Linked DNA regions of Mus musculus: region 2 is linked to region 1. Evidence: chromatin loops called from intact Hi-C (ENCODE). Cell type or tissue: left cerebral cortex. All regions are shown on one strand. Each heading gives the region's core, and the rest is flanking DNA. Links, peaks and the distances in the headings are about the cores only.

Region 1 (4,395 bases), core at 396-4,395:
GGCTAGTCTTGTCTACAGATCCAAGTTCCAGGACAGCTAGGGCTACACCAAGAAACCCCATATCAAAAGAACAAAACAAAACCAAAACCAACCAACCAACCAACAAGAAAAAGAATGTAAGTCATTGTGCAGTCATGTAAGTTAGGCGCCAGTCGTGGATGACAATACAGCCTTCTTGATATTTTATGCACATGAGTCCAAAAGACTCTTAATGAGCCACAGACCAATGTCCAACCAACTATAAGACAACTTTACTAATATTTCGACCCAAAACTCCCTGCAACGTTCCTTAGTCTGCATCCTAGCCCTGGCTACCATTAGTCTACTCCTCCAACCCTGGCTACACATCTCCATCAACAGGCTCTGCCTGTGCAGAACATTACTCAGTTTCCACATTGCCAACAGAATGGTTCTTTTCAACCTTAGAGACATGTGAGCTTGTGTGTGTGTGCACGTGGAGGCCAGACCACACGCTCAAGTGTTATTCCTCATGCAGTCAAGCGTTTCCCTCCTCCAGTCAGTCTCTCACTTGCCTGGGGTCCACCTTGCATCTGGACTAGCTCATCAGTAAGCACACACAGCCGTCTCTTCCACCGCAGTGCTGGGATTACATAACGTGCTTTGCTCAGAACCTCAAGTCTTCTGATTCTTCCTGTCCCCTTTGCTCCCCTACCAAATCCCCAGACTTTCTAAACTGGGTTCTGGGGCTGAACTTACACAGTCTTACACGTACTCCAGTGACTTATCTCCCTGAGGCTAGCCTGGGAAACGCTGATGACTTAATGTCTTCAAGGATATTAATTCATTCCTAAATATAGCTTTAAAAATATAGCATAAACATCTAGACTAGGTTTTTCTGGGCCTACTTTTCCACAGCCTTGATCCCCCATGTGTGGTCAGACATTCTTCACTCCTGTGTCTCTGGTATTCTGTCTTCTACCCAGAATGCCTTTTTTCCCTTCTCTACTTCATTAACTGCCACTCCTGTTTTAAAGATCTGCTGGAGTTTGTTGTCTGCTTTTTAAAAGATAGGGCTTTATGTAGCCCAGGCTAGTCTCTAACTGCTGTGTAGTCAAGGCCTTTGAACTTCTAACTTTCCCATCTCCATTTCTCAAGTCCTCCGTTTATAGGTGCACATCACCATTCCCAGAGACATTACTTTTCGCTGTGAAGGCTTGCTTGACAGCTATGGCTGAAACAGCATACTATGGGCTTAGCAATTAAGAGCTTACTTATGACTATCATGTTGAACTGCCTTAAAATACAGGGTACTAATGGGAAACTAGGAATGCAGCCTAAGTTTGATGCTCTGAATGAGCGAAAGCTCTGCATAGCAAATACCTTCCAATCTTTGGGATCAAGTGTTTTCAGCATGGGGAATTCTTCTAACTGTAACTCTTCATCTTCTGATTCCTCTGACAACTCTTTCTTATCTTCCAGTTCCTGAAAAGATGTAGAAGCATTTCTGTTTCTCCTCTTAACAAAAGCTTCAAACCATCTTCCCACAGGTTCAACTTGACAGACTGAAGAGGCTGTGAGGGAGAACAGTAAGACTTAATTTATTGCATGGAACACATCTATTTCAAGGCCACACAGTTTCTTAGGGAGAGCAGAACAATGATGTCAGAATATAATTTTAAAACCACCAACTATAAAAATCCCAGTTGCACCCTGGGTAACAAATTATCATTGGTAACATCTTTTTATTCCAGCAGTCTCTTCCAGTTGATGTGCCACTAAGGTTGATGAGGTGAGCTCAATGCCCAGAACCCATATGAAGGTAGGAGAGACCTGACTCCATGGACTTTTCTTCTGATCTCTGCACACATGCTGTGTGGCACTCAAAAACACTTGATCAGTTATTTTTTTTAAGCATAAGAAAATAATTTCAGCAGCTAATCAATATTTTCCTGATGATGTGAGAAGGGAAGGCAAGAAACGAGTAATAGTAATAAAAAAAATGATAAAAAGCTACCAAAAAACAAAGACTGCACACTCATGCGATCTTAATTATTAACAGATTAGCTATTAAAATGGTTAATAATTCTAAGGATTCTCTAACAATAATCTGTTGAAATAGACAATTTTCCAAGCCAATGCTGAGAACTCATTACCGTTTCTATGTCTTAATAACACAGGCTGGATGTAAACCCAGAATTTCAGGGCTTTAATCTAGAACTGTAAATTTCTTGAAACAGATTGAATCATTTCAGGATGGAAACAATACCTATCTCACCCAGTTCCTAGAATATTCGAATGCAGTTTTAAAGCTTTAAACTGTTGTAGAGAAAGTAACATGGAATAAATAACTGTAGATATGTATAACAGAAATTAAAAAATGGTAATCTGTGTCAGGAAAAAAGATCATAATTTTAATTTCTTAAGAAATCAAAGGGCAATTTTCTGGTGCACAATTTGTGGGCATCATTTTCTAAGACCCTTTCTTTTTCACGTTTTAACTGGCTTATGATATTAAGATTTCCTCCACCTAACACAGGAGAGGAGTCAAACGCGAAAATGAACCGGCTGAGTAGCGGGGGCGTGGCTTTCAAAACCGTGTCTTGGAAGCCTTTCCCTCACTACAGGATTACCGCGACACACAAACGCAACACGTGCCATGGGAAACATTTAAAAATTATATTCAACAAGTGCCCACGGTAAGCGGCTATGGGAATTAATGTAGATCATTAAAATGAGAGACCCGACACTTGAAATACTTTCTGGCGTGCAGGGCTATAAACCAAAACCCCTACAGCAGGAGGCTAAGTTGTGCTTTTAACCATCCTTGGTGTACGCCAAGCTGTCCAGGAGCATTCACAGGGGGCTTCCAACGGAATGAGGAAGTTCTGAGTTCCGACAAGCAAAATACACAGCCGGGAGCAAAGGTGGAGGCGAAGGGCTGAACAGCGTTTACAAGGCTTTGTATCTCTCCCGGCACGCGGGTGCGTGCAGCGGGGTCGCTCCGCCGTGGGCAGGGGGGGTGCCTTAGGGGGCCTTTCGGGGTACAGGAGGGCTCGGTCCTCAGCTGTTCAGCCCGCTCCGTGAGTCAGCAGCCTCACCAGGATGAAGGAACCACAGGTGCACAAGGAAGACGCCCCCACCCTCCTTTCCGAGAAACCGGGGACACTTCAAATTACAGCACTGAGCAGCAGGGGCTCGTCACAGTCCCCCGAGTCCCGGAGCAGATTGCCGGGGTCAAGGCTACCGAGCCAGGGGTTGCTAGGGACAGGGCTGGGGCAGGGGCGCCCGAGGCAGGGCGGAAACTGGGTTGGTGGGCACGTACCGGAGGTCAGAGCGTGGGTGATGGCGGTGCCCTGGCCCTCCGCGGCGCTCGGCAGGAGCAGCATGCTGGTTGGGGCTGGTCCCGCGGACGCCGCGGCTCACGGCCGGCAGGCAGGGCCCTCCGCGTCCGCACTACCTGTGGTCTGAGCCTCGCGCCTAGGCTTTACGCCCCGGAGCCGGCGCATGGAGACGACCAGTGAGCACTTCCGGGATGGGGCTCGCACGGCGCGGCCGCCAACCCCACCCCCACGGCCTCGCGCCAATGCGCGCGGCCGCCTACTTCCTCTGTGACTCTAAACCGACCGGAGACCAAGGAGCTCGAAGGAACAGTTCCTAGACGCATCAGTTCCTACGTGAAAAGGATTGTTTTGGTTTTTGTTTTGTTTTTTTGTTTGTTTTTTCACGTGAGAGCAAGACGGAGGAAATAATTTTGAAAAAGAACTTCACTCACTTTTGTCACCCAGGCCGGCCTCTAACTTGTGAATATCCTGTTTAAATCTCCCAAGTGCTGAGCTACCACCAATCTCTAGGTACCTCATAAAAGTGGAATCATATAACTATATATCATTGTATTGTTATATTAATAATGTTATATATTATAACATTGTCTCTATGTGAGCGGTGTATTCACTAGTATAATGGTCACAGAATTTATTTTTTTAAGGCCAAATAATACTATATTCCCATAACCACATTTTTGTTTACCCATCTTATGTATTTGGGTACTTGGGTTATTCTTCATTTGGCCTTTGCTAATGCAGCTATAAATAGGGCTGTACACGGATCTCTTTGAAATCCTATTTCCAACTTTTTGGCATTTGATATTTAGCAGTAGGATAACTAGTTTATATAGATTTTATTTTAGTTATTTTCAGTTTTTCGCAAGCACTGCAGTATTTTACACCAACAGTGTAAACAGCATCTATTTTTTTTTTCAACATCCGGTCAAACTTTCTTTTTAAACATAATAGTGATCCATGGGTCGGTCATGGTGGCGCACAGCCTTTGTCGCAGCAGATACCTCTAAGTTCTCAGACAGCCTGATCTGTTGCTAGATAGCCAGGACCACGCAGAGCCAGTCTTAAGAAGGAGAGAGAGAAAGAGAGAGGGGAA
Region 2 (4,395 bases), core at 241-4,240, 120 kb before region 1:
CCCGCCCCATTCCAACTTCATCCCCCTTTTTAAAAGTTATTTCCCTTCTGACCTAAATCTCTATGCTGTATAATAGCTTTTTTTTTTCTTAATGGATTCGAAGTTTCTTTTTCCCTACCTACTTAGAAAGGTAACATTTAGAAGTTAAAAAACAAGTCAACTTTTCTGAACTAGTCGCCAGTGGGGAGTCTGTCTGTCCCCTTCTGTGAAGACTGTCTTCTAGGTATCTACAGAGCATGCCAGCTCATGAACCAGACAAAAGTCTTACCCTTCTAATACAGAGACCAACACAAAGGGAAATAAAAAGGGAACAAAGTGCTGGAAATGGGGTCTGTCTTAAAGACAATAATCTCAGGGGCCCTCCCAAGAAAGCCCCCTCTAAGCATACACCCAATAGCTTGGGCTGCTCAGGGCACTGTAGGCAAGCAGGTTTTCACCCCAAACATGAGGCTCCCAGGTCACGCTGTGCTGTGATTTGATTCAAATTGTAAAGGTCTTCTATAGAAATGAGCAGAGTGCACCGGACAATGTGTGGGATGAAGGCTGAGCTGTCTGTGAGGGTGAAGAGGGAGGCGGTTCTGGCTAGAGGAGGAGACAGCTTATATGTAAATATGACTGGGGAAGGAGCTGATCTAGAAAGGTGAAAGAATCCAGACAGTAGGAAGATTAAGGGACAGGAAGAGCTCCTTCACCAAGCCCCAGTTTACATTCCCCACTGACTTTAGACACAACTAATAAATCCACAGTAAAGACTGCCTGCACAGCAATTCTACTCTTTCCTGAGCAGCATCACAACAGGAATAAGGCAGCTAATGAACAGTCAGCCAGCAGCAGTTAAGGCAGCAGTTAAGCCAGAAGAATGCTATAAACTTCTATAACTTTCTAATACTCCATCTACTGAGCCATCTGTCCAGCCCCAAGCTTATCTTTCTGAATGCCTACACTTGAAATCTGCCCACGGTGTTTACTGCTTCTTAATATTGAGTCACCCTGATTCTGATCTAACCTGCAATTCTCTTCTGTGACTTACGATCCCAGCTACACAGGAGTCAACAACGTCTCTAGAAGCAACTCCTCAGACTGCCCAGCAGGAGTGCTGGGCTGCGTCTCCTCATTGCAGGATGGGGCCAGGCCTGCTGCCTGCAGCACTCAATCCTTTCCAGGAGTGATGAGAAAATCAACAAAATATAAAAGCCAGGAAGCTTTTCTTGGGGCTTAACATATAATGTGGGTATTTTCCTCTCTGTTTATTTCCTGCCTGCAGCTATGTTTAGAGGGTCGCTGACAGCGTTCAACCAACTACTAAATAATTAGGTGTTGCAGCCTATTTGATCACACTGTGAATCCCAAGATTGTGTTATTTACTGAAAAAACCCTGTTTCTAGTTGTGGTGTGGCTCAACCTTAGCACACACCTTTCATCCCTCTGGCTGGAATACAGACACATCCTTACTACACACCTTTAGTCCCAAACAATGAAGGTAACATTAGTTTGTAGAAGGAAGCACCCATGTTTGAAAGTGATGTCTAATTGAATGGCAGAAAAAGTGATGAATCAGAGAAAGTTTTGACAGAATAGGATATGCCCAGCTCTCAGAAGAGAGAGGAAAGGGAAGCTACTTAAGAGAGCAGGAGAGAGAGGGGGGGGGGGAGGGAGGGAGGGAGGGGAGAGAGAGAGGGGGGGGGCAGTTTTAAAAGAGGACAATCAATCCCAGCACTCGGGAGGTAGAGGCAGGAGGATTTCTGAGTTCGAATCCAGCCTGGTCTACAAAGTGAGTTCCAGGACAGCCAGGGCTACACAGAGAAACCCTGTCTCAAAAAACAAACAAACAAACAAACGAACAAAAAAGAGGACACTCACACAGAGACAGGTTATGGGAAGAACAAGTTAGATACAGGTGAAGACAGAATGAGCCAGCGAATGAGAAGGAGCCAGAAGATTGGAACAGGTTGCTAGGGTTAGTGTGAAACCAAGTAGAGCAATTCAGGAGAAAAGAGCAAGAAGCCAGATTGAATCAAGTCAGATTGGAGAGGAATTTTGAGCTAAGACAGCTGAGTTGAACCAGCCAGGTAGAGATGAAAAAGAACTACATAAGGGTGAACTTATTCAGTAGCCAAGTCTCAGAGGCTGAAAACATTCTAGGCCTAGATAAGATTGCATGGAGGCTGGAAGCTTCCAAGACCAGGCATAGGTTAGAAGACAGAGGTAGTAAACCTCGGAGACAGCAATTACATCAGGCAAACAAAAGATAATTTTACAATTCAGGCTTTTACTAAGCTTTATTTATACTGTATTCTTCGAGACAATTCAGCACGATGTTTGAAGGCTTAATAGTGAAATGGGTCTTGACATCTGAGGTTTAGATCTTCTCCCTGTCTCTCCATCTCAGCAAAGAGCCCTCCCTCGTGACTGCCCATCACTGAGGCTGAGTCGTCAGGCTTTCCTTTACAAAGGCTTAATAAATACTACTATTCCATCTAGGTCACTGACAGGATACCCATGGGATGTCCACACACACAACCACACAGAGATGGCAGAAGAAACTGCCATCAAATGGCAGTATACGCATGCAACAGGTTGCCTCTTGCCAAATGCACACATGTCCCTCTGGTGGGGGTGGGGAAGCCTTCCTCCTGGCTCTGTAGGTTGTCACTTATTGCTCCATTCCACCTCCAGCAGCATGGTCAATGACCTGCGGCATTACACAGGGTTATTTTATCATAAAACAGGCACTTTAACTAGGGGTTAGGGAAATGAACAGGGAGTGTATTAGGTAATTCTGGAACAAACCATATCTTAGGAAGGATCAGGCCAAGAGCAAGCAGAACAAGAAGGCAAGCAAGAAAACATTGGGTCTCTGCAGAGAGGTGCTAGGAGATAGAAGGAGCCTCAGTGTGCCAAAGAGAAGTTGACTTCTAACCCCTTCTAGATCCAGACTTGCCTGACCCCAGAACCCAGGCTGGCAGCAGAGCTCTGGGGATGAATCCCCTAAGAAAGAGTCCGTTCTTCTGATGTAGTTCAGGACTAAGCCATGTTTACCCCAATGTCAGAGATAACAAGCACTGAATCAAGTTAACTGGATAGGTTAGATGCTTCTATTCCGGCTGCCCTCCACCACCCACTCTCCTGCTGAACAACTCCTCACTTCTCCAGTGTGTGCTGCCCCCGTTATGTTCTGCCCCTTCCTCTTCTGGAAAGATACCTTCCTTCTTGCCACATTAAAATTTGCATCTTCCATGAAGCAATTCCAGATCCCTCCCTGTGTCTGAGACCAATTTATCTGTCCTACAGTATAGCATTTCTACCTTCCAGTAAACAAGCCATGTTCATGGGTTCTAGCTTCTGCTAGAGCACAAGTCATCTGGAGAGTGAGCCATGACGATTCATGTTCTACATCACACAGAGATAACTGAAGAATCAGACTAAGCAACAGCACACCATGCAGGTTTTATTCAAACTGTGTTCAAGTATTATTTTACTAATAATGACACGCCAGTTTATGCGGTGACTGTTATAATTGTATGGAGTTTGATACCACAGTGTTGTCTCTCAAAGCCAGAACACAGCAATACCTAAATCCCACCAACAGCCAAACACACAATCAAAGCTAGCTTGTTTGTTTGTTTAAATCAAACTTACCTCATTAGCTAAGGCAAACGTCCCCCAGTGAATCGCCACAGATCTCTTTGTTTGAAGGTCAATGTGAATCCTTACAGCATCTTCTGGGTCTGCATGCTGGTATTTCATAAACCACCTGATGAAATACAGCCATTAATTAATGCAGTGTTTGCGAACAGCCAAATCCAAATGATTGCTTCATCTAATCAACACTGGATAGTCTGCATATCTGGAGAGAGAGTTGTGCAGTTAAGAGCATAAACTACTTTTGCAGAAGACCTGAGTTGTTTCCACATCAGGCATCTCACAAGTGCCTATAACCTCAGCTCCAGGAGATCCAGTGCCTCTGTCTGACCTCCTTGGACACTTGCACACTCAGACATACACACAGACATACACACACATACACTCAGTTAAAATTAAATAAGCCGGGCAGTGGTGGCACATGCCTTTAATCCCAGCACTTGGGAGGCAGAGACAGGCAGATTTCTGAGTTTGAGGCCAGCCTGGTCTACAGTGAGTTCCAGGACAGCCAGGGCTGCACAGAGAAGCCCTGTCTCGAAAAACCAAAAAATAAAATAAAATAAAACTTAAATCAAAAAGATTCCTCATGGGCTGGTGTGATGGCTCAGCGGTTAAGAGCTCTGACTGCTCTTCCAAAGGTCCTGAGTTCAAATCCCAGCAACCACATGGTGGCTCACAACCATCCATAACAAAATCTGATGCTCTCTTCTGGAGTGTCTGAAGACAGCTACAGTGTACTTACATATAATAAAT

Evidence for each region. Hi-C counts contacts between places; a loop is a spot of excess contacts. Peaks named below come from ENCODE experiments on the same cell type or tissue, not always from the same donor. Only the 100,000 strongest peaks of a DNase experiment are listed, where the experiment ranks them.
Region 2: it touches region 1 in a loop (2.3-fold over the local background); 2 of 42 quality-filtered maps call a loop at or near these places.

Annotation. Positions count from the first base shown.
Region 1 is chr5:21,781,706-21,786,100 of GRCm38, forward strand. Dnajc2 (DnaJ heat shock protein family (Hsp40) member C2) reads right to left here and starts at 3,460. Exons shown (of 17, transcript NM_009584.4): 1 at 3,284-3,460; 2 at 1,342-1,532. The coding sequence starts at 3,347. It also overlaps a transcript of Psmc2 not described here. In left cerebral cortex, for the core only: no CTCF peak of the experiment used is centred there; DNase peaks (open chromatin) are centred at 2,634 and 3,533; H3K4me3 peaks cover 1,901 bases; H3K27ac peaks cover 1,034 bases.
Region 2 is chr5:21,666,850-21,671,244 of GRCm38, forward strand. Napepld (N-acyl phosphatidylethanolamine phospholipase D) reads right to left here. Exons shown (of 5, transcript NM_178728.6): 4 at 3,640-3,754. Among named protein-coding and RNA genes, the nearest start is that of Gm51277, 4.9 kb to the right of the region's middle. In left cerebral cortex, for the core only: CTCF peaks have their summits at 1,116 and 2,545; no DNase peak of the experiment used is centred there.